2 separate regions of the Homo sapiens genome follow, and region 2 is linked to region 1. The links are chromatin loops, found by intact Hi-C in ENCODE. Cell type or tissue: heart right ventricle. All regions are shown on one strand. Each heading gives the region's core, and the rest is flanking DNA. Links, peaks and the distances in the headings are about the cores only. Region 1 has its middle 11 kb from the start of ITGA11. Region 2 has its middle 63 kb from the start of ITGA11.

Region 1 (11,302 bases), core at 1,368-9,367:
AATCCTGTGCCTGCGGGTCAGTGACTGGAATTTCTACAAGGATCAAGCCCTGTACACAACCTATACTGAATCTAGAAAGTTATTTTGTGATCTCCATTTCTCAAGCCACAAGTATATACAGCATTTGCAGTAAAGATATCAAAGGGAAGGAGCATGGCCACAGCACAGACAGACACGCAGGATGGATAAGGAAACATCTCTTTGAAGAAAAAGTATGTCAAAGGGTATGAGAGAATAGAAATTGCTTTAAAAGTCTAGAGGTGTCAGTGGATGTTCCAGCTGAGAGGTCATTTCTGATGGGGTTTAGCTGGGCTAAACCCTTGACATTGGACCGGACTGGAAGAGCCACATCAGAATTGAATGTCACTACAGCGATGTGAAGAATACCTTTAACTGAGAAGTTAATATGGGCTAACTGCAACTCTTGCATCATTTCGTTTAGTCCTCAGCACCACCCAGGGGGTTTCCAGGACTTCCATCCTGGTCCTGGGCTGGGCTGAGATGTCTGAGAGAAGCCATGAAAGTGAAGGTCTGGATGCAGTGCACAGGGGTAAAGAGGACAGTCTTGGGAAGCAGTCATGACGTGAAACAAGACATGCAGCAGAGTGAGGAATTCCCACAGTGCATAGGGTTCACGGCCAAGGGTGCAACTTGGTAAGGGAGCAGGAGTTGAGCCATTCTATTAATGCATTTACCAGACACTCTCCTGGGGTTAGAGTGACAAACCAGATGTGTTATTGCCTCTCCACAAAGCTCCTAATCTAGGAGAGGAGACAAACATGAACGGTAATAATCAAAACAACACCTCCCATTTATTGATCACTTATGGAGCTGGATGCTTTCCTCACATTTCCTTTAATCTTCATGACAGCCCTACAAAGTGGTGCAATTATACCTGCCTTTTACAGAGGAAGAACTTGAGGATCAGAGAGGTAAGGTTTCAGAACTTGTAAAAGGAAGACCCAGGATTTGAACCTGGTCTTGCCTGATTCCAGATCCCAAGCTCCTAACCACTTGGTTTCGTTGCTTTTTGGCACTGGATGGTAAATGGGACTGTGAGAAGGGCTAAAATAGAAGTGTGAACAGAGAGCCAGAGAAGCACATAGGAGGGCCAGAGAAGGAGGTCACCTCAGAGTGGGCCTTGGTAATAGGAGTTTTTCAGAGGTGACGTGAACATTCTAAGTAGAGGAAATGCAAGCCTACCAGAGTCTGTGCAAAAGAGTCAGCATTTGAGCTGTTTCCAGGGAGTGAGGAATAGTCAGAGGTGGCAGAAGTGTGAGAACAGCGTAAACCCAAGTCTCAGGTTCCCGCCCCTTTAAGGGTAAGCTCCCTCTGGTGTATTTGGAGAAAGGGAGTTTGCCTCATGATTCCTAACTCCTGACTTCCTTGGAAGCCACTTCTTTGGTCTAAGTCTGGTCAACTATTAAGTCTCTCCATTGGCAGAGGAGGCAATGTGCACATTTGCCCCCTCTCTTTCAGTGGGCTTTCAGTGGGCATGATGGGAACACACACACACACACACACACACACACACACACACACACACGCATGCATGCATGCATGCATACATACACATGCAGCAATAATAAACAATATTCTTCAGATCCAACACAATCAAATCCATGTTAAAGAAGAGAAACATTTCCTTAAGTAAACCTCAAAGGTACAGATGACCCCGTATATTTTGAAGATACCATTTTCCATTATTTTTCAGAGCAGTGTTGGTTCTTTCTACCACTTTCAGATGTTGCCTAAAGGTTATGAGCCATTGCAGCCAGCATTGTCTCAAATGCCAGGGACAGATCCCCTGGAGGACACTCTCTGGCTATAAATAAGGTTCTGATAAAGTTTTACATTTTAATCTTTTTCTTTGGGGATGATCAAATTTTTTGCGGGGTTGGGGGGAAGGAGTGATAAAAAGACAAGAGTTGAAAAATAATTTGGAGTCACATTGTGGGGGATTTTTAATGTCATAATGAGGAGTATGGCTTTCATTTGATAGGTAATGAGAAGCCTTTGGAGATTTTTGCAGGAGGTGGGGGAGACTAGGGTAGGACTGCGTCCACGCCAGTCAGAAGGACAGAAGCCTGTGGCCTTTCTACCAGTTGAAGAAGTTTCTGTGAAGGAGGTGTCATTGCCTCATGGATCATTTTTCAGATGCCTCCTCACACTCCCTGAAGGCATCTTGTGCTTTCATAGGCATCACTTGAGCTCCCATAAAGATGACGTCTTTCCCCACCTTGGGCTCCACAGGTGCTATGTCCTCTGCTCACCCAAGCGCCCTGCATCACCCCGCAGCCCTGCTGCTCATAGGATCAAACCTGTGCCCTGCCTGCCCTTCAAGGCCCTATTTAATGGGGGCTTACTCCTGCCTTCCTTATTTTCTTTCCTAACTCTCTCCAAAACAAACCACACACTCCTCTCTGGGTAGTACCCAGCATCCCCTGAATATGAATAACAGGACCTATAACCATGACTGATGAAGTCCTGACCGTGGACCAGGCACTGTGCTGCATGCTCTACCTGACTTCATTCAATCCCTCAGCATACCGTGGGTCTTTTTATTCCCACTGAATGGATGGCATTGAGTCTCTGTCAACACTCCAATATATTCCCTTGGCATTCACCATTCCTGTGAAAGCCAGATCTTATGGCCTCCAACTATAAGCCCAAGGGTGTTCTCCAGCCCCTGGACCACCTCTCAGCAGACTGGGCATGGTGAGGCATTAATGGGAGCAGTCCTCAACCAGTGACCGATGGGAGCTGGTGGACAGGTACCCCAGCTCCCTCCCCTCCAAGGGACCACTCTGAGGTGTGTTCTCCAACAATCTCCAAAGAGTGCCCAGTGGGATTGCACCCCAGTCACCCAGAGTGGTAACCTGCTCACTGCTGCACCCTTAGCTTCCTTCCTTGTCTTATTTCTTCATTGCCTTGACAGTGCTCTCTGGGATCACTTCCTCCAAAAAACAACTTACACTTAAGCCCTTATATCAGAGTCTACTTCCAAGAAAGCCCAACCTATGGCAAACGGTTTAGAGAAGTGAAGCAACTTGCCCCAATTTTTGTAGCGAGAAAGTGGCAGTGTCAGGATTTGAACCCCAGAGTTGAGGGAGCAACACTGATAGTGCCTCCAAACCATGCTAATTATATTGCCTCCAGACTTGCCTACATCTGTCCAAGCAACTGGGATGTCTGGGAATGCCAGAAACTCTGCTGTTTGAGTTTCTGGCTCTGGGTACACCCCTTGAAAAAGAATATCCTCTTTGGGAAGTCGATTAACCTATTAAACTAATATCAACCACTCACCTGTAGTGTGAACTTATTTATCACATCCTTTTCTTCCCCAAGTTCCCTGAACAGAGGAGGAGTTTTAATAGGGAAGAGAAAAGATATGATTTTTTAGTGAGTGTGGGTCAGGAGCACCAGCTCTCGTGCAGCTCAAGGGTCCAGGAGGAGAAAGTAGACCTTCAGAAAGGCAGCTGAGGGAATGATAAAAATTAGCGTGTTATGTTTCTCCATTTAGCTGAGAGCTGGTCCTAGCCTTCTGGGCTGGTGACCTCAGTCTGGAAGGGTGTGCAGGAATTTCTGAATATCACAAGTTGCATAACTGATCTTGGAATTTGAAGAGCAGAAGATAGGGGAACACAACCCAAGACAAACCATAAAAAAGTTCCTAACAGTATGAGCACTAATGAAACCCACTAGCTAATCTCCACCTCCAGCCAGCCTTGTTAGTCAGCCTCAGTAGCCCAGTTGCCAGAAGATAAAAAAGATGCAGCCATCCTCTACTTCCCCTTCATCACAGGATTGAAGGGCTGGCCTTGTTCCTGGGATCAAATGCCGCCTAGGCTGGGGCAGCCACCAGTGGGTGCCGGCTTAGAGACTGCTCATCTACACTTACTTCTGCAAAGAGGACAAACTTCTTGCTCTTCCAGGGAAGGTTCTCCCAGACTACCCCAGCTGCTCCTGCTCATCCCCAAGCATGTCCCAGAAATAAACATATCCCAGGAAATTTGCAGCTGGGGGCAGAGGCCAAGTGGTGGTGTGGAGGAGGGGTGGAGGTATGATGTGTGTGGGTGTTTTAGTTAATGTTTGGGTAACAAATGCTTCTGTGAGCATTTTTTCTCTGCTGAGCGTTAGTGAGAAAAATGTGGGTGCAAGTGTTGGGCTTAAGGCCTCTTGGGAGTGTTCCCCTCAGAGAAGGCCAAAAATCAAGCATCATTTGGAGGATTATTGCAAGGGAAATGGAGCTAGCATTTTCCCTGGTCTTTGCAGAGCCTCAAAACAGGCTCTGCAAATGGCTGATGGCCTCTGAAGTTGCTCCTGGGGCTGCTGGCTAGGAAGTTTAGTAGTTAAACATAGGCTCTGTGGTCAGAGAGACCTGGATTAGAATCCCAGCCTGGCCCCTCAATAGCTGGGTGACTTGCCACTTACAACAATTTACTGCCTATAAAATAAAAATGATAAAACAGCAAACTCTTACAGAGTGCCAGATGCACTTCTAAGCACTTGACATACATTAACTCATCCAATAATCACAGCTCTATGAAGTTGGTGTTATTGTTATTCTCATTTTACGGATGAAGAAACCGAGGCACGAAAGGAACCTTATCTTGCTCAAGGACACTCAGCTGGTAACATGGTGGGGCCTGGAGATGGTGTCAAGCAATCTGGTTGCAGTGCCCTTGACCGCTCTGCATCTTGGGCCACTGTGAGGAAGAGATGAAACACAGCCTTGGAAGGGCTTGGCACAGTGCCTGCCACATGACAAGCTCTCAATAAATGTTAGCTGTTATTATTAACAACACATGAAACAGCATGCAACAGACTAGTTGAACTCTCTGCATCATTTTGAGATTCTTAACAATGACTGACATTTGTTTAGCTCTGTATATAATTCAAGGGGCTTTCCCAATTATGTCTCCCGTAACCCTCCCTGAAGCCCTGTGAAGGCAGTGGGCAGTTTACAATGGGCTTGAGAAGGTCAGTAACTTGCATAGGGTCCCACACCAGCTCTCCGGTCATTCCATCCTTCATTAAGTGTATTGATATCCCAGAAGCAGAATCACACAACGTGTGGGATGAAAAAAATCCCAAAGCATCATCAATATGTGACCCTTTAATGTGTTTAACTCAGATTCTATTGACACAAACATTTTGATACTCAGCTGTATAAACTGTGATGCAACAACAATTTATCAGTTATTTATATTCTAACTTTTTGCAATAGGGATCTGAAGGGATGACAACAAAAGTGGATACCACAAACATAAAATCACCTGAAAATCAAATAAAATAGGAGATCAAAAGTAAAGCAACAGAACTAACATTTTTACAGCATTTTCCAGTTTATAAACACGTGATCTCATTTCAACCTCATGACAACCCACTGCTAGACATTAATGTGCCACAAATTTGGGCTTAGAAGAGCTACTGTCATAGAGAATATAGGACTACGGCCAAACCTCCTGCCCTGATGGAGTTTTGCCTGTGTGCTTTTGCCAGTTACTAAGAGAGTAGTGTTAATGTCAGTAACACTCCAGAGCTAGAATGCTTGGTTTCAAATCTCAGCCCTGATACTTTACCAATTCTGTGACTTTGGGCAAGTTACTTAAGCTTTCCGTGCTTCAGAATTCTCACCTAGTAAGTGAGGGTGCCTACTGCATGCCACAGTTGTGAGGGTTGAATGAGCTAGCACATGTGAAGTGTGTGGAAAAGTGCTTGGCCCATAGTTAACAAAGTGCTATTTTCTTATAACAAAATAAGCAAAATTATCTCCCTCAAATATTGTAGAATTGTGTCTCTCCTTGTAGTTCTGTTGATTTTTGCTTTATAGATGCTTAGGCTAAGTAGTTAGATGTGTACAGATTTTGAATTATCATATCTTCTTAGTGATTGAACCTTATATTATTACAAGGGTCTTTATTTTTAATAATGCTTTTTGCCTTACAGTCTATTTTGTCTGATATGAACACGTTTTCACTGCCTTTTTTCAGTTAGTGTTTGCATGGACTCTCTGTCATTTCCCACTCTTTTCCTTTCAACCTTTCTATATCTGTGTTTTAGACCTATCTCATGTAAGCAGCATGTAACTGTTTTTAAATTTAAACTCTTCAACTTTTTTTAAAATTGGAGCACTTAGTTTATTTACATTTAATTTTAATGCCTCTATACTCACCTTGAAATCTACTATCATAGGATTTTTTATTTGTCCTGCTTGATTTATACTCCTTTTTCTTTGTTTCTTTCTTTTGGATAGATCATTTGTAATTATTCTATTTCCTCTCTGCTATGTTGGAAGTAATCAACTCATTTGCTATTCTTTAATGTTTCCTTGAGACTCCAGCATGTATGTTTGCTTGATAAAGCACTAATATTAATTTTATTATAATTTTTGTCCTCCTCTCAGACAATGCAGGGGCCTTGGAACATTTACCCCACAGTTGCTACCCTCCTGATTCAAAAACAATTATTTTTGTTTATTCTCTCTGTATTTTAAACCCCAGGAGATATTTTTTTTTGCAGCCAGTCAAAATTTAGATTTATCTACATATTTACCATTTTTCTGGCTTTTCTTTCATCTTCAACTTTCCATATGGGTTCATTTTTCTCCTGCCAGAAGAATATTATTTAGTGTTTCCTTTAGGACTAGAGTTTCTGATGTCAAATTCTCTCCGTTCTTGTTTGTATGAAAATGCCATTATTTCATTTTTATTTTTGAAGGATATTTTCTCTGGGCACAAAATTCTAGACTGGCATTGTTTTTTCTTTTAGCACATTGAAACTATCATTTCATTGTCTTCCAATTCTTGTTTTGGTTGAAAAGTCCATTTTCAGTTTAATCCTTGCTCCTTTGAATGTAAAATGTCTTTTTTTTCTCTATAGCTGCCTTTAAGATTTTTCTTTTTAATTTTGGTTTAGAGAAACTTTGCTATGTTGTGGGTTTATTTTTACTTATTCTCCTGAGATTAATTTGGCTTCTTTTATCTGTGGATTTAAGCCTTTCATCAGTTTAGGACAATTCTCAGTCATTATCTCTTCAAACATTGTGTCCATCTCATTTTCTCTCTCCTCTACCACTGGGACTCCAACTAAACACTTGTCAGAATTTCTAACCAAATCTTATTGTATCTCATCTTCTCCTTGCATTTTTCAATTTGTTCTTCCTATTGTTCATTCTGGATATATTCTTCTTCTCTATCTTTCAACTTATTAAGTCTTCCTCAGCTGAGTCAAAATCCATTCTTTAAGCTCTTAATTTTGATTATTTAATTTTTTAGTTTAAAATTTTCCATCTGGTTCTTTACAAATTCTCTGGTAAAATTTTAAATCTTGTCTTTTATCTACTCAAACACAGTAAAAATTATTATTTTAAAGTCTGGGTCTGAGAAACTGGAGTCCTTATGATTTATTTATATTGTATGTTGTTTCCTCTGATGTATATATATATATATATATATGTATATATATACACACACACACATACATGTATATATATGTATATATATACATACATATACATATATACATACATATATACACACATACATGTACATATATAATGTACATATATACGTGTGTGTGTGTGTGTGTGTGTGTGTATATATATATATATATATATAGTCTTGTTCCTCATGTGATTCATTATCTTTGTGCACAGGTCATTGTACTTGAAAATTGTTTGTAAAAAATAAATTGAGAACTTGAATTTTATCTTCCAAAGATAATAATTTGCTTCTGCTAGGTTCTTGACACCACTCAGATCACCTTAATCCTGTTAATAATGTTACAGAAGTTGAGACTTTTTTGGGTACCCAGGCATTTAAAGGCTGGGTTACAGTCTATGTGAGGACTGGTGTACTGACAGATCCCTCTCACTCTTAGGGCAAAGCCCTTTAGGGTTTTAAGGTGTTAAGGATTTACTGTGATCCCCACTTTGGCAGACCCTGAACTACAACTTTTTCTCCTACCCACAAATACCGTCAAAAATGTTTCCCAGTCTCAGCCACATCTTCCAGATTTGCAAATGCCTCCAGGGCAAAAGCAGCCCCAAATGCCAGGCTTACGTCTTTGAGTTTCCTTTCTCTTTCAGATCTCAGTCCAGTAATTCTTTTTACTACCTTAATAGTTTTCTCATTCTTTCAAGCTGAGTTTTGGAAAATATTTTGTCCAGTTTTTTAAGTTCCCTTTACAGGAAGAATTTACCTAGATTACTCAAGCTTCCAAACTTGGAAGTGAAAATCAAAATATGACAATGTCATTTCCTAATGATGGCCTTTGATAATATCTCATAAAACTCAGCAAGAATCTTCTGGTGAATCTTCTAGAATTTCCAATTCAAAACCACCTACTGCTGGCATAGTGATTTTATTCGGTCTTATCTAATAACAACTTGAGGACTAGGAGATTTGTTCATTCATTTATTCATCACATATTTGTTGGGTGTGTGCTATGTCCCAGGCACAGATCTAGGGAGCACAGACACCCTCCCTCTCTCAAAAAGTTTAATGTCTAGACAGAGAGAAGGACAAATTAAAAGAAAAAAAAAGCTACAACTGAAATGACATGAGAGATTGACAGGAAAATTGACAACTATCGATTGCAATAGGAAGAGGGTAAGAGTGCCAAATACAGGAAGGATTACATCAATTGTGATGCTTTGTCTTCAAGCTCCAGAAAACTGAACCCAAATGGGCTTAAATAATGAGTGAATGTATTATCCCTGAAAAAATAAGAAGTGAAGAGGTAGAGGAAATTCAAACAGAGGTTATCACAACCCTAGCTCATCTTCTGCCCTCTCATTGTCCTCGGGCTGGTCCAAGACGGCAGCTAGAGTTCCACTGAAATATATCCATCATGGTGACATCCACAGGAAAAAAGGGAAACTTCCCAGAAGCCCCTGGCACACCTCTCCTCACTTTTCACTGGGCAGAACTGGATCCCATGCCTGTACCGATCATTGGCAAAGGGAATAAAATCACCTGATGGACTTAGAATAGTCATGATCTGTTCATGGCTGGGGATGGGGCCATATTACTTTGAGTCGGCTGTAGGAGAGGCTAATTCCTTAACAAAATTTAGGCTCTGTTGGGAAGGAAGAAAGAAGGCGCAGAATGGTTTTTGGGCAGGCAGCCAGCAGTGTCCATCTCAAACGGTTGATAGGAGAAGTGGGACATCACCAAAGACCCACCCTCATTCCACAATCCTCCAGGGTCCTTTACATATGCATTCTAACATGTTCTTCAAAAATAACCATGCAAATCAATAATAATGGTCATTGAGTTGTTACATATGTTAACTCATTCAGTCCTCATTTTATAATGGCAAAACTCAATCACAGAGTGTTAAGGAGCTTGTTCAAGGTTATGTGATTGGTGAAGCCAGGATTTAACCCTAGTTAATCTGGTTCCAAAGTTAATGACTTTAACGTCTTTGACCAACTGCCTCTCGTGAGGTATAGGGAGATGAGAAATTTCAGATGAGAAAACTGAGGTTCAGAAATGTGAAGTCCATTCATCTGTTTATCCACCCAATGAAACTTCGCTTTAATGTTCCAGGTGCTGTGCTACGCCCTAGGAATGCATTATTAGCAAGGCACTGCCTGCGACCTTATGATGCCTATGGACTAGTGGGATGATAATTATTGGACTACTGTGAGCAATTTGGCACAAAGTGAAGAATGTAAGCTCTAGCATCAGATGCCTGGGTTCAAGTCCCAGCTTCCTGTCTCACTAGCGGTGTGACTTTGGGCAAATTTCTGTTTTAGTCACCTCCACTTCACCCCATTGGTGAGGGGGAGATTACCTCTCTAGGATTATGGGAATGGCTGAACACATGACACCCGACACAGGACAGGTGAGGTCCACAGCAGTTTATTAGTCACATGTCCTTACAGTCTGGGGGATGAGTCATGCCACATAGGGCCACACAGGGGCTACATTCAGAAACAGAGTGAATAGCAAGGGCTGAGGGAGGCAGGCTTTGTAGTATCAAGAGGGCGAGGTGCCTCCTGGTTCCTACAGGATAGTGTGATTGGTTTGTTTGAATAATTCCAGGGTCTGGCAGAGAACTAAAACCCACTATTTAGGGATAAGGAGAAATTCCACCTGGCCCTCTTGATAAGGAGGGTAGTTTAGCTGGGGGACATTATCCATCGGAGCATACTGGGAAGGGGAAGTGGCAATTGGGCCATTTGGGGCCTGTGTGATTTCACCACACGTCAAGACAGCACATAATACTGAACCTTAATTTCAGGTCTTATACTATGGTTTCTTAACTTTGTTGCACCTTTGTTTCTCCATCTGTAACATGGGAACAATAGTGCCTAAATCATTTGTTCCTTGTGAATTTTGAATGAGGCATTGTGGATTAAGCATTTAAGGCAAAGACTGGCACATGGTGCATGTAGCTGCTACCAAGTGCCAGACCTGGCCTAAGGGACTTGGATAAGCTCATATGGCTGGTGAGCAGTGAGCTCAGATTCAAACATACATCTTTAAAAATATATATAGTTTAGATTGAGAGGGTACATGTACAGGTTTGTTACATGGGCATATTGTGTGATGCTGAGGTTTGGGTTTCTAATGACCTTGTCACCCAAGTGGTGAATCAACATCCATCTTTTGTTTCCAGGTGCTGGGAACTTTCCACTACACTGACCTGAGATCTTGTTCATTGGGAAAGTGCTGGCTTGTTTATCCATTCATCCCTCCCTCTAAACATGAATGCATCTGTTCACTCACTTGTTCACTCATTCAACAGACATTTAATGAGTGCATCCTATGTGAATGGTGCTGGCACTGTGAAGATGGCCTTTTAAAAGCTCACGGTCTGATGGAGGAGACAGCCATGATGTGGGCACAATACAGTGTGATGGGTGCTAGACCACAAAAGGTCAGTGCCAAGGACAAACCAAGGGAAGAACCTTTGTATGTGAGGTGTGGGTTGTAAAGACTCTGGGAATATACTCCAGAGACACCAGCTGAAATATCTTCTTCCTCCCCCGTGACAGCTGGGTCTGATGACTCCTCTGTTACACACTGGAAAGGATTTCCCACTGAGATCCCTGGCTGACAAGTGACAGACTTTGAAGACTTTCTCTGAGTATGCAGAGGCTCTTTCTGGCTCCTAAGTTGTAGCTGCCACTCATGGTGGTATGATCTCAGGCAGGTCCCTTCCCCTATCTGAGCCTCAGCTGCTTCACTTATAGAGTAGTGAGGTGTTGGACTAGGAGGTTCTTTCTAGCTCTACCTAAGGCTATGTTTTGTTTTTTTTTTTCTTTGTTTTCTTTTGGAGACAGAGT
Region 2 (11,302 bases), core at 1,363-9,362, 52 kb after region 1:
CAGTGGCACGATCAGAACTCTAACTCACTGCAGCCTCGACTTCCTGGGCTCCAGGGATCATCCCACCTCAGCATTCCAGTAGCTGGGACTACAAGCTCACGTCATCATGCAATTTTTTTTAAGAGATGGGGTCTCGCTATATTGCCCAGGAAGGTCTCAAACTCCTGGGCTCAAGGAACCCTTCTGCCTCAACTTCCAAAAGTGCTGGGTTTACAGGTGTGAGTGACAGCACCCACCCAAATTCAATTTCTGATTGCGTTTTATGTGCCAGCCTCTGCACAGAGGGGCTGAGGTAGAATCAAAAATAATAACTATGACAGTAATATAACTATACCATTTTTTCAATTAAAAATTTTTAAATTGAGACATAATATTTGTACATGTTTTTGGGGTACATGAGATAATTTGATACATTCATATAATGTGTAAAGATCAAATCAGGGTAATTGAGATATCCATCACCTTAAACATTTATCTTTTCTTTCTGCTGCGAACATTAGAATTATTATCTTCTAGCTGAAATGTATAATAAATTAATGTTAATTATAGTCACCCTCCTTAGCTATCAAACCCCAGGTCTCATTTCTTCTATCTAAGTGTATATTGGTACCCATTAATCAACTTCTCTCCATCTCCCCGCTCCTCCCTCCTCTTCCTGGCCTCTGGTAACCACAAATCTACTCTCTACCTTCATGAGATCCACTTTTCAGCTCCCACATGAGTGAGAATATGCAATATTTATCTTCCAGTGCTTGGCTTATTTCACTGAACATAATGACCTACAGTTCCATCCATGTTACTGGCAGATGATAAGATTTCATTCTTTTCTATGGCTGAATACTATTCCTCTGTGCATATGTACCACATTTTCTTTATCCATTCATCCACTGATGGGCATTTAGGTTGATTCTATAGCCACCGTTTGTTGAGAATTTAGTATATAACACATTGGTTACATTAGCTCTTACCTCAACCGTTGGAGATATGTATGTATCTTTGGCCACATTTTACAGATGAGGAAATTGAGTCAGAGAGGCTGAGACACTTGCCCAATGTAACATAAGCGAATTTCTCCTGCTGCATAGCCACTATGCCACAGCCACCTGGCTTATGAGGGTTTATGTCTAGTGGGGAGAAAGACCTGGCAGTAGAAGAGAATCCATGCTAAACAGAGGAATAAGCAGTGAGCCATGGGGCAGCCAGATGTAGATCATCAGAAGGCTGAGATTATATGCCAGCTGGTTCTTGAAGGACAAGAAGGAATTTCGTATACTAAGAAGGAAAGAGGGAAGTCATGCCTGGGAAAGTTACAGGAGCCAAGCCCCACACTGGGCTGTCTGTATGTTGGCCTCAGGTTGGGTGAAGAATACAGTGAATGGAAGTAGAGGCATGAGTCCTGTGGGCCAGGTCATGGAAGTCAATGGGGGAGCCACCAAGGTTGTAGCAGAGTGGAAACCCATGAGTCTGCTTTGAAATACTCCCTCTCTTGAAAAACTGTCACAGGCTAGAGAGGGCTGGGCAGACATAATAACTAAACATGATAAGGCATCCTGGATGGGATCCTGGAACAGAAAAAGGACATTACGAACAAAACTGATGGTACCCAAACAGGTATGGAGTTTAGTTAATAGTAATGTACCAGTGTTGATTCATTAGTTATGGCAAATGTATCAAAGCATTTAACAATGGGGGAAACTGGGTGAAGGGTCTATGGGAACTCTCTGTATTATCTTTGCAAGTTTTCTATAAATCAAAAACTCTTCTTAAATACGTTTATTTAAATAAAAACATTTACTCCCTCTGCAGGCAGTGTGGAGGATGGAGTTGAGTGGGGAGGGTCAGGATGCAGACAGCGTGTGTGAAGGAGGCCACCACCACCCTACTGTGGCAAGGACCTGTGTCCTGTGGGGGCCAGGGGGGCTGGAAGGAAGAGGGCAGAAATGGGAAACACACTGACACTGGGGGAGGCAGAATTTGGCAACTGGTTGGATGTGAGGGCTGAGCTGGAGGCATGAGTCAAAGGTGACGTGACTCTCCTGTCCCAAGCCCAGTGACAGGCACAGAGCAGATCTCATAAAAGGAAGGATGGGATTGCCATAGACCAACCTGGGCAGCTTGGGGAGAGAGGAAACATACCAAATCCAATACCACTCAGCACTCCCGTGTTCTGATCATAATGTTGTTTATTGGGTAGCTAGATTCTTCACAATGGTGCCTCCCAAACTATTGGTGGTCAAGAACCACGTTTTGTTTTTGTTTTTGTTGTTTTTTTTTGAGATGGAGTCTTGCTCTGTTGCCCAGTGTGGAGTGCAGTGGCGCGATCTCGGCTCAATGCAACCTCCGCCTCCCGGGTTCATGCCATTCTCCTGCCTCAGCCTCCTGAGTAGCTGGGACTACAGGTGCCCGCCACCACGCTTGGCTAATTTTTTTATTTTTATTTTTAGTAGAGACGGGTTTTCACCATGTTAGCCAGGATGGTCTCGATCTCCTGAGCTTGTGATCCGCCCGCCTCGGCCTCCCAAAGTGCTGGGATTACAGGCGTGAGCCACCGCACCCGGCCGTTTTTTGTTTTTTAAATGTATTTCCAGTCCAGTGAAGAGCAATATTTTGGTCTACATCCTGTTCAATGAGATAAGTCCATGGAGCCAGTGTCTGGATGTCAGGCATTTTTAAAGTGCTGTAGAAGTTTTTGAACCCTTACTCTCCATTTCTATTTTTATCTCACTGCAGACCAGTTAAAACATTGTTTATGGACCGGCACTAGTCCACTTTAAACCTCCAACTATCCAAGGGTTAGGGACTACGAATCTCAATTTACAAATGAGAAAACTGAGACTCAAAGAGGTTTAGAAACTATCCAAGGGCTCACAAAACTGGTAAGTTGCAGAGAGTAGGGATTTGTTCTGTGATCTGTCTATCTCTAGAAGCAAAACTCCCATCTGCTGCCCGTGACCCATCAGTGTTCATGCAGTCCTGCTGCTGGCCTCTTGCCTCCTGCCCTGCAGGTTGTTTTCAAAGCTTCTCTTCACTCCTCTTCCCTGGAGGCTGAATCATGGGTTGCTTTGACTCAAGAAAAGGAGGATGTGGAGGGGAGTGTCTAAAAAACCTTTGCCAGAGGTGACCTCATAACCATCTCCCCGGGACTCAGTGGAGCGTGCAGAGAGCTCAGGCCAGTGGAGACCTCAACAGAGTGGCCAGGAGCACCGACCCTCACACTGGCATAATTCCCAGTCTCTGCTGCTGACAGACTGGGAAGGGAGGGAGGTCACACAGGGAGGAAGGTCCAAGGCTGGCCCCTTTGGTGAACTCAGGCAGCACTTAGCAGCAGCTACAAATAACAATGGAAAGGTTGGAGAACCCATCACATGCCAGACACAGGGCTAAGTGTGCAGATACCGATTTGTGTTTACTTTTGCTCTGTAGAAGAATCAGGAGGATGAGGTCTATTTGGTTTTTACTTTTCCCATCGAGTTATCTCCCACTCTGAGACTGAAGCTGGACTTTTGGGCTCCCTCTCTGTAGGGCCGTGTGCAAAGATGAGAGGGAAGTATGTTGGAAGCAATCTTCTTTTCAGGCTTCTGAGAAAGCCCAAGCTTACAGAGGACATGGTGCCAGAGAAAGGCACAGACAGTGCTTCTGGAAGGCAAGGTGGCCACGGAGAGTGGAAGATTCTCCAGCCCTCAGGAAAGGGGCTGAATATCTGTGGGTGTATGAGTTGGGGGACTCTCCTGGGGCAATGGCTATACTGTTTGCCTAGGGAGGCTTCCAGCCTGTTCAAAGATGCATTCATTCATTAAAGAGTCACCAAAACTCCACTGTGTCTAGGTCCTGGGGACACAGTGATAAACAAGACAGACTTTCAGAAAATAACCACACATTTCTTGCACATTCCATTTCACAGAGCCCGAAGCTATCCTCCAGCTCCTGGCTGGAATAGTTCCTCTTTGCTTGAATTGTCCCTTCCAGCCTCTGCTTGTTTGTCCTATTTCACAGCAGAGGACACTCTGGTGCTCAAAACCTTGATATTCAGTGGCTCCATTTTGGCAAGGATAAAGCGCAGACTCTTTGTCAGAGCGCAGGAGGTCATTAGAATAGCATGAATGGTATCACCATCACTTGCACACACTCCTTGGGTGCATGTTTCCCCCTCACCCTCTAGGACCAGGCTCAGCTGCTGCCCTTCCAGCCTCATTTCCCAGCACATGCGTTCCCCTCCTTACAGTTCACTTTCCAGTCTCTGCTCCCTTCCTCAGAATGCTTCCTCTGTTCCAACTGAGTTCTGGATTTTTCATTTCTCAGCATTTTGAAATCTTACTAATCACCCAGGGCCTAGCTCACATATCACCGCCACTGGGAAGCCTTCTGATTTCCATAGTCAGAAAGAACAATTACCTACTCTCCATTCCCAGCCAACCTGACTTACACATACTCATTATAACCTCCTCACTCCTAGCCAACACTTTGCATTTCTTCTGAAGAACACATTGCTGGTAGGCTATCTCTGTTTGACCCTCACACTCTGTTCCTGCCCATGTAGAATCTGCTTATCAAGGCAGTGTATTAATCAGGGTTCTCCAGAGAAGCAGAACCAGAAGGATGGATGGATTGATTGACTATGAGGAATTGGCTCACACAATTATGGAGGCTGACAAGTCCCACAGTCTGCTGTCTGCAAGCTGGAGACCCAGGAAAGTCAGTGGTATATTTCAGTCCAAGTCCAACAGCCTGAGAACTGGGGGAGCTGATGGTATAAATCCCAGTCCAAGGGACACAGAAGATGAGATGAGATGTCCCAGATCAACAGGTAGGCAGGAAACAAAAGGGCAAATTCTTCTTCCTTTGTCTTTTTGTTCTCAGATTGGATGATTCAGACCCACATTGGTGAGTGTGCTCTACTTTACTGAGCCCACTGGTTCAAATGCTAACCTTATCTGGAAACACACTCACAGAGGCACCCATAAATAACATTTAATCTGGCCATCCTTGGCGAGTCAAGTTGACACATAAAATTAACCATCATAGGCTGTTGTTCGCAAACCTGTTTATCTGAATTATTCTGTCATTGTTGATGACACATCTACAGAGGCTTAGCATGCAACCAGTTCAGAGGGAGCAGGGGGACAGAAAGTTTCAAAAGAAATGGCTCCAGGAAACAGGAACCTAAGCTTACATGGTGTATTTAACTCAATAGAGAAATGTTTATAGTTCTGGACAAAGGGGCTGAATTAATCATAAGTTCATAGAGAGTAAACAAATGAGAGGGAAAAGCAATTATTAGCTGAAAAAAACAAAAAGCTGTTCAAAAGAAAGAAAATATAATCATGGTACACTAGGTGGCTCAGCTGTGAACAATATTTATATAATCATAATCATGTCAATACTGAATAAGAGACAGATAAAAATTATGATACAATCATATTGAAAAGATGGGAATCTGGGAAGTGTGTGTGTCTGCATGTGTACATGTGCTTGTGTATGCACACACGTGTACTTGTGTGTATGTTAGGATTAGGGGAGAAGTATAAGAGAGCTAAGCTATCATCTTTGACATTTATGGCTAATGTCAAAAAAAAAATAAGTCAAGAATCAATGCTGATAAGATGTCAGCATTCCCATGTTCATTACAGCATTATTCACAATAGCCAAGATAGAATGTAGGGGAGAAAATATAATTTCTTTTCTTTCCCTCATAGCTTCTTATCTGAGATGCTCTCCTATAAACAAAATTCAGATTAGCAAGAGAAAAACCAGCAAAAATGTATTGGTGTGTGCTGTACCCATCACAGGGGAGAGGGAATATTTCTCTCTCAAGGCTGTGGTTTAGGGGCCTTGCTTAAACAGTATTTTTTAAAACACTCATAAATTCTATAGTGACAAGATAAAGAAGAGAGCAGCCTCAGGCTTCCACAAGGCAGCAAAATGTGGGAAGGTAAATTTATGGGAAGAGTAAAGTCTGCACCTAGATCTTCTGGCACTGCTGTCTCTAAGTTGATAAGCAAGCATTGGAAAGAAGCCCCTCATTAGGCAGGAAAAGGCAAGGAGGATGGCAGGAAGACCTGTTCCTATAAATCACCATTAGGCAAGCAGAGGGAGGGGCAGAGTATCCCCCTGTGTTTTAATCTTCTTCAGCTCGACAATCGCCAGTGTTCCAGAAAGGAATATTTTTGTTTCCTTCAATGGAATCAACTTGTATCCATCAATGGATGAATAGATGAAGAAAACATGGTGTATATACACAATGGAATACTATTCAGCCATGAAAAGGAAGGAAATCCTGATGTTTGCAACAATATGAATGAATCTGGGGGGGCATTATGTTAAGAGAAACCACCCGTGCACAGAAAGATATGATCTCACTTATATATGAAATCTAAAAAAGTCAAACTCATAGAAACAGATTGAAATTATGGTTAACAAGGGCTGGGAGTTGAGGAGATTGGGGTCATGTTGGTCAAAGAACACAAAATTTCAATTAGACTGGAGAAATAAATTTAAGAGGTTTGTGGTACATCATGGTGACTGTAACTAATAACAGCATATTGTATACTTGAAAAGTGCTGAGAGTGGGTTTTTAAGTGTTCTCACCACAAAAATGAGCATGTGAGATAATGCATATATTAAAGAGCTTGATTTAGCCATTCCACAATGTATACACATACAAAATGTCATGTTGTATACTATAAATATACATAATTTTTACTTGTCAATTAAAAATTAATGAAAGGAAAAGAGGAAAAATCAAGGGTCAGAATTATAAGCTTGTTATATAGAAATATGCGGTGAAATACTCCAAAAGGTGTTAAAAATGATTGCCTATTGGGGATGGGGAGAGGTGAATACAGAGACTGCTGTTTTTATTAAAAATTTTATGGTACTATTTGACTGATTTACTCATTTATTTATTTGAGACGAAGTATCACTCTGTCGCCCAGGCTGGAGTGCACTGGCATGATCTCAGCTCACTACAACCTCTGCCTCCCAGGTTCAAACAATTCTCTTGCCTGTGCCTTCCAAGTAGCTGGAACTATAAGCATGCACCACCACGCCCAGCTATTTTTAATAGAGATGGGGTTTCACCATGTTAGCCAGGCTGGTCTTGAACTCCTGACCTCAGGTGATCCTCCTGCCTTGGCTTCCCAAAGTGCTGGGATTACAGGTGTGAGCCACTGCACCTGGCCCTGTTTGGCTTTTTAAAACTAAGCACATTCATTGCTTTAATTAAAATCAAAATTAAAATTAAAATTAAAAATGTAAAAGTAGGTAAAAGACAAGTTAACTGCTGTCTCTCCCAAACAGCAGACCCTGAGGTCTGTGCCCAGCTGCTACTGGGGCCATTCATTCCCTAGGGAAGGGGATGTGGGGAATCTGCTCCAACACAGCTGCTGTGTCTGGTGGTGTTTTATTTTTCGTGGCTCAGAAGCACAGGGTAAACTAGCTCCTCATTAAATGACATGCTTCATGTTAGGTGTCAGCATGGGGGAAGGCATTAGGTAGAAGGATGTTTGGGAAACACTTGCAGACTGGGGTTAAGGTGTTTGTTTTTCCTCTGAGACCCAGACACTTCTGGTAACTATTGTTCCCAAGTGTGTTTTTTTGAAAATTCATTCTTTGCAAATTCCACAGGCAGCCCAGACTGATTCGTCCGTCTAGGAATTTGAGGGGCCAAGAGCAGACATAACATTTTATAGGAGAAGGGGGATCAAAGCCAACAGGCTCTTTGCAGAATCCACCCAGGCCTTGCACTTTCAGGATCACACCTCATTAACGGTGGCAGAGCCTCACCAGGTTGATTTTTAATCAGCTGCCCTTCAGTGAGCTCTGGCTCTTTGTCAGCGTTTTCCAGGCAAACTATTTGTCCTGGAGCTAGGATAAGTCCTGATGACCCCAAAGCAGGACCCAAATCCCATCATACCAGGGGGCTTGTGCCTTGTCTGCCAACATAGATGGCTCTTCTTTCTTGATGTCCTTTCCCCCTTCAAGCAATTGCTTAGATTTCTCTAAAGCTTTACAATTCATAAAGCACTTCATTCGACCTGTGTAATATCAACATGGGATGGGCAAGAATTATTGCTTCCATTTTACAGGTGGGTAAACTGAGGCTCAGAGAGGTTAAGGAACTTGCCCACTCTCACACAGCTAGAAAGGGCAGAGCTGGGAATTGAACTCTGGTTTCCCAAGGCCTCAGCCAATACTCTTTTCTCAACACTAGACACCTGAAGGTACCAGTCCCCAACCCTGAATGCAGTGGCCCATGGGTGTTCACACGGCATAGCACCTGAGCCAGCTCACCTGCCTGCTTTCCTTAGGTTATCCTTCAGTGGAGCCAACTTTCCAGGCCTTTCAAGCTCCTGCCCCTTCCCCAATCTTGACCTCTTTTCTAGAGCCTGGTTTTCAGCTCTAACCGTCAGTTGGACAGAGCCTGAAGCTAACTCACTCCAAATGGTGCATGAATGCCACTCAGGCCCTCCCAGGTCAGAGTAGACAGAACCCTGGATCTGATGTTAGCTACAGATCCCAGCTCTGCAACTCAAGAGCTGTGACCTTGGGCAAAATCCTAAGGTGGTCTGGGCCTCCATGTCCTCTTCTTTGAAATGAGGGCAGTAATTCCCATCTCAACATGGTCTTTATAGATTAGACAACTAAATGATTTGTCAGCTCTACAAAGGAAAGAGAATATTAATATCAGCAGTAATAATACCTGCCTTACACCCCATGCCTTTCCTTTTTTTTTTTTTTTTGAGACAGTCTCACTCTATCGCCCAGGCTGGAGTGCAGTGGCGCGATCTTGGCTCACTGCAACATCAGCCTTCCAGGTTCAAGCAATTCTCCTGCCTCAGCCTTCCAAGTAGCTGGGATTACAGGCCCACCACCACATCCGGCTAATTTTTGTATTTTTAGTAGAGACGGGGTTTTGCCATGTTGTCCAGGCTGGTCTCGAACTCCTGACCTCAAGTGACCCGTCTGCCTCGGCCTCCCAAAGTGCTGGGATTACAGGCGTGAGCCACTGCACCAGACCACCCCATGCCTTTCTTATGAAGGGTGTGTCATTCTCTGCACTTCACAGGTGGGGACACTCAGATAATATTTGACTTATCCAAGGCTATACAGTGAGTTGATGGGAGGTTCAGGTCTAGATCTTAGCTCTGTTTGTTCCAAGTTTAATGTTCGTCCATTAAATGGTCCATTAACATTCTCCAGAAATCACATATTTGCCTTCCTGAGGCCAGGTGCAGTGGCTAACACTGGTAATCTCAACACTTTGGGAGGCTAAGGCAGGCAGATCAGTTGAGCCAAGGAGTTCAAGACCAGCCTGGGCAACACGGTGAAATCCCGTCTCTACAAAAAGTACAAAAAATTAGCCAGGCATAGTGGTGCGCACCTGTAGTACCAGCTATTTGGGAAGCTGAGGCAGAAAGAGTGCTTGAGCCCAGGCGGTTGAGGCTGCAGAGAGCCGTGATCGCACCACTGCACTCCAGCCTGGGCAACAGAGAGAGACCAAATTTGCCTCCCCATGTAAATATCCATCGTGTACCTGGATCAGTCTGTCCCTATTGCTCAGCCTTCTTGAAAGCCTTTTAATACTTTCATTAAAAATTTATATTTTTAGGATGCTTTTGGCTGCAAGTAATATATACCTAAAACATGAGGGAAATATGTGACATCACACACAAGCAGTCCAGTCCCAAGGGTTAGTGAACTCAGGGCTCAGTGGCACCATGAGCAAGTGGCAGGATGCATGCAGCAATTCCAAGGGATTCATGCAGGCAGGATGAGTTCAGAGACGAAGCAGGGTGTTTCCTGCCGTGTGTCTCTTTATATTTATGGGAAACTTTTCCAGGAGCTAGTCCCCTTCCCCTTATGACTCATTGGCTAGAGCTGCATCACATGCCCAGATTAAACCCATCGCTGGCAAAGGGGAAGGAATGACCAAGACTGGCTTAGACTAATCAGTGTCCTCTCCTAGGGTAGGAGCCGAGCATCACCTTTCCCTCCCAAGGGAAAGAGAGGCTGATTGCAGGTAATAAACTGGTGGGTAGACGAGGGAGATAAAAAGTTCCCAGCAGGCCCAGATCAAAGAGTAGGTGAGGAAAGTCTCTGGCCCAGAACCTCAGGGGAGAAGCCTCCTGTGAGGTTGTACCCCAGGACCTACCATGGTTGCACCTAGGAGAGTGGGCAGGCCAAGGTCCTGGAGCTGCCCTTTCTGCCTTCTCCTCTCCCCCTTCCCCCCATACTCCCTTCCATTCCTTCCCACTCCCTTCTTCTCACCTCCCTCTTTCCAGCCTCCTGCCTCCTGGTTCTCAGCCCCTCTGCTTCTCCTTTCCTCTGTCTCCCTCAATTTTCTGTATCTTCCCTTCCTTGCTTGTTTCCACTCTGTTCTTCACTTCCCCGCATCCTGCCAGATTTTAAACTCTGTTCAAAAAGCTTCTCCAAACCTCTTCTCCTTCCTGAGTTTGCCAGATCCTCCCAGGCTCTCCTCCTTCACCCAGTCCCCTGCCCTAAATCCACCTCTGCTCTTTCCTGGCACTGGATGCCTACTTGGAGGAGGAGCCTTCTGGAGACACCGACCCTCGACCCCGAGTTGTGAGTCTGACTGTGGAAATCCTTGGCCCCCAGGGCAGGCCCATGCAGGGTTTGGAGGATAAATTTGGAAACGAAAAGGTTTTCTGGAGCCCCTCAAATCACACAGCGCAGGAGGAGGTAAGGAGAGCTTGGGGGCATGCTCTGGTGAGGACCAGGGGTACTAGAGGTCACCTATCTTCCCCATGCCTTTGGATTTTTGGGCAGCCCACAGGGACATGAGATGAGTCTCTGAGCCAAAGGACCTGCCATGGCTCCTAGTAACGGGAGTGGACACAGCTGGAAATTCTCCCCATCCCCTCCCATGCTGGCCTGAAGGGGTTTCAGAAGAAGGCCACAGGGAGGGCCTGAGAGCTCAGCAGTTCATCGGCCTCATCTTCTTCCTCTGTGGAAGCATCTGGGCCAGAGAGGAGAGGGACGCCCAGGCACACATGGTGAGGGCCTGGAGCTCTCTTCCCTGCTCCCAGCAGGCTGGCCTGCTGCTGTGATGCCATGGGTCCCTATGCTGGACGGCAGCTGCTCCTGACTTGAAATTGCCACTCTCTGAGGGCTTCCCAAATTTCTGAAACCTGGGAGTGGCATCAGGGCCTAATCGGCTCTTGGGAAGGAGGAATGACTTCATCAGAATTCTTTCCAGTTTCTAGCCTTCACTGTATTTTTAAGGGCAAAATGCCATCACCCAGACTCTTTCCAAAGGTCCGAATAGCTTTCAAACAGGACAGAA

What was found. Peaks named below come from ENCODE experiments on the same cell type or tissue, not always from the same donor. Only the 100,000 strongest peaks of a DNase experiment are listed, where the experiment ranks them.
Region 2: it touches region 1 in a loop (2.0-fold over the local background); 7 of 110 quality-filtered maps call a loop at or near these places.

Annotation. Positions count from the first base shown.
Region 1 is chr15:68,437,519-68,448,820 of GRCh38, forward strand. No RefSeq gene overlaps it. Among named protein-coding and RNA genes, the nearest start is that of ITGA11, 11 kb to the left of the region's middle. In heart right ventricle, for the core only: no CTCF peak of the experiment used is centred there; DNase peaks (open chromatin) are centred at 3,853 and 4,733; H3K27ac peaks cover 469 bases; H3K27me3 peaks cover 527 bases.
Region 2 is chr15:68,489,939-68,501,240 of GRCh38, forward strand. No RefSeq gene overlaps it. Among named protein-coding and RNA genes, the nearest start is that of ITGA11, 63 kb to the left of the region's middle. In heart right ventricle, for the core only: no CTCF peak of the experiment used is centred there; no DNase peak of the experiment used is centred there.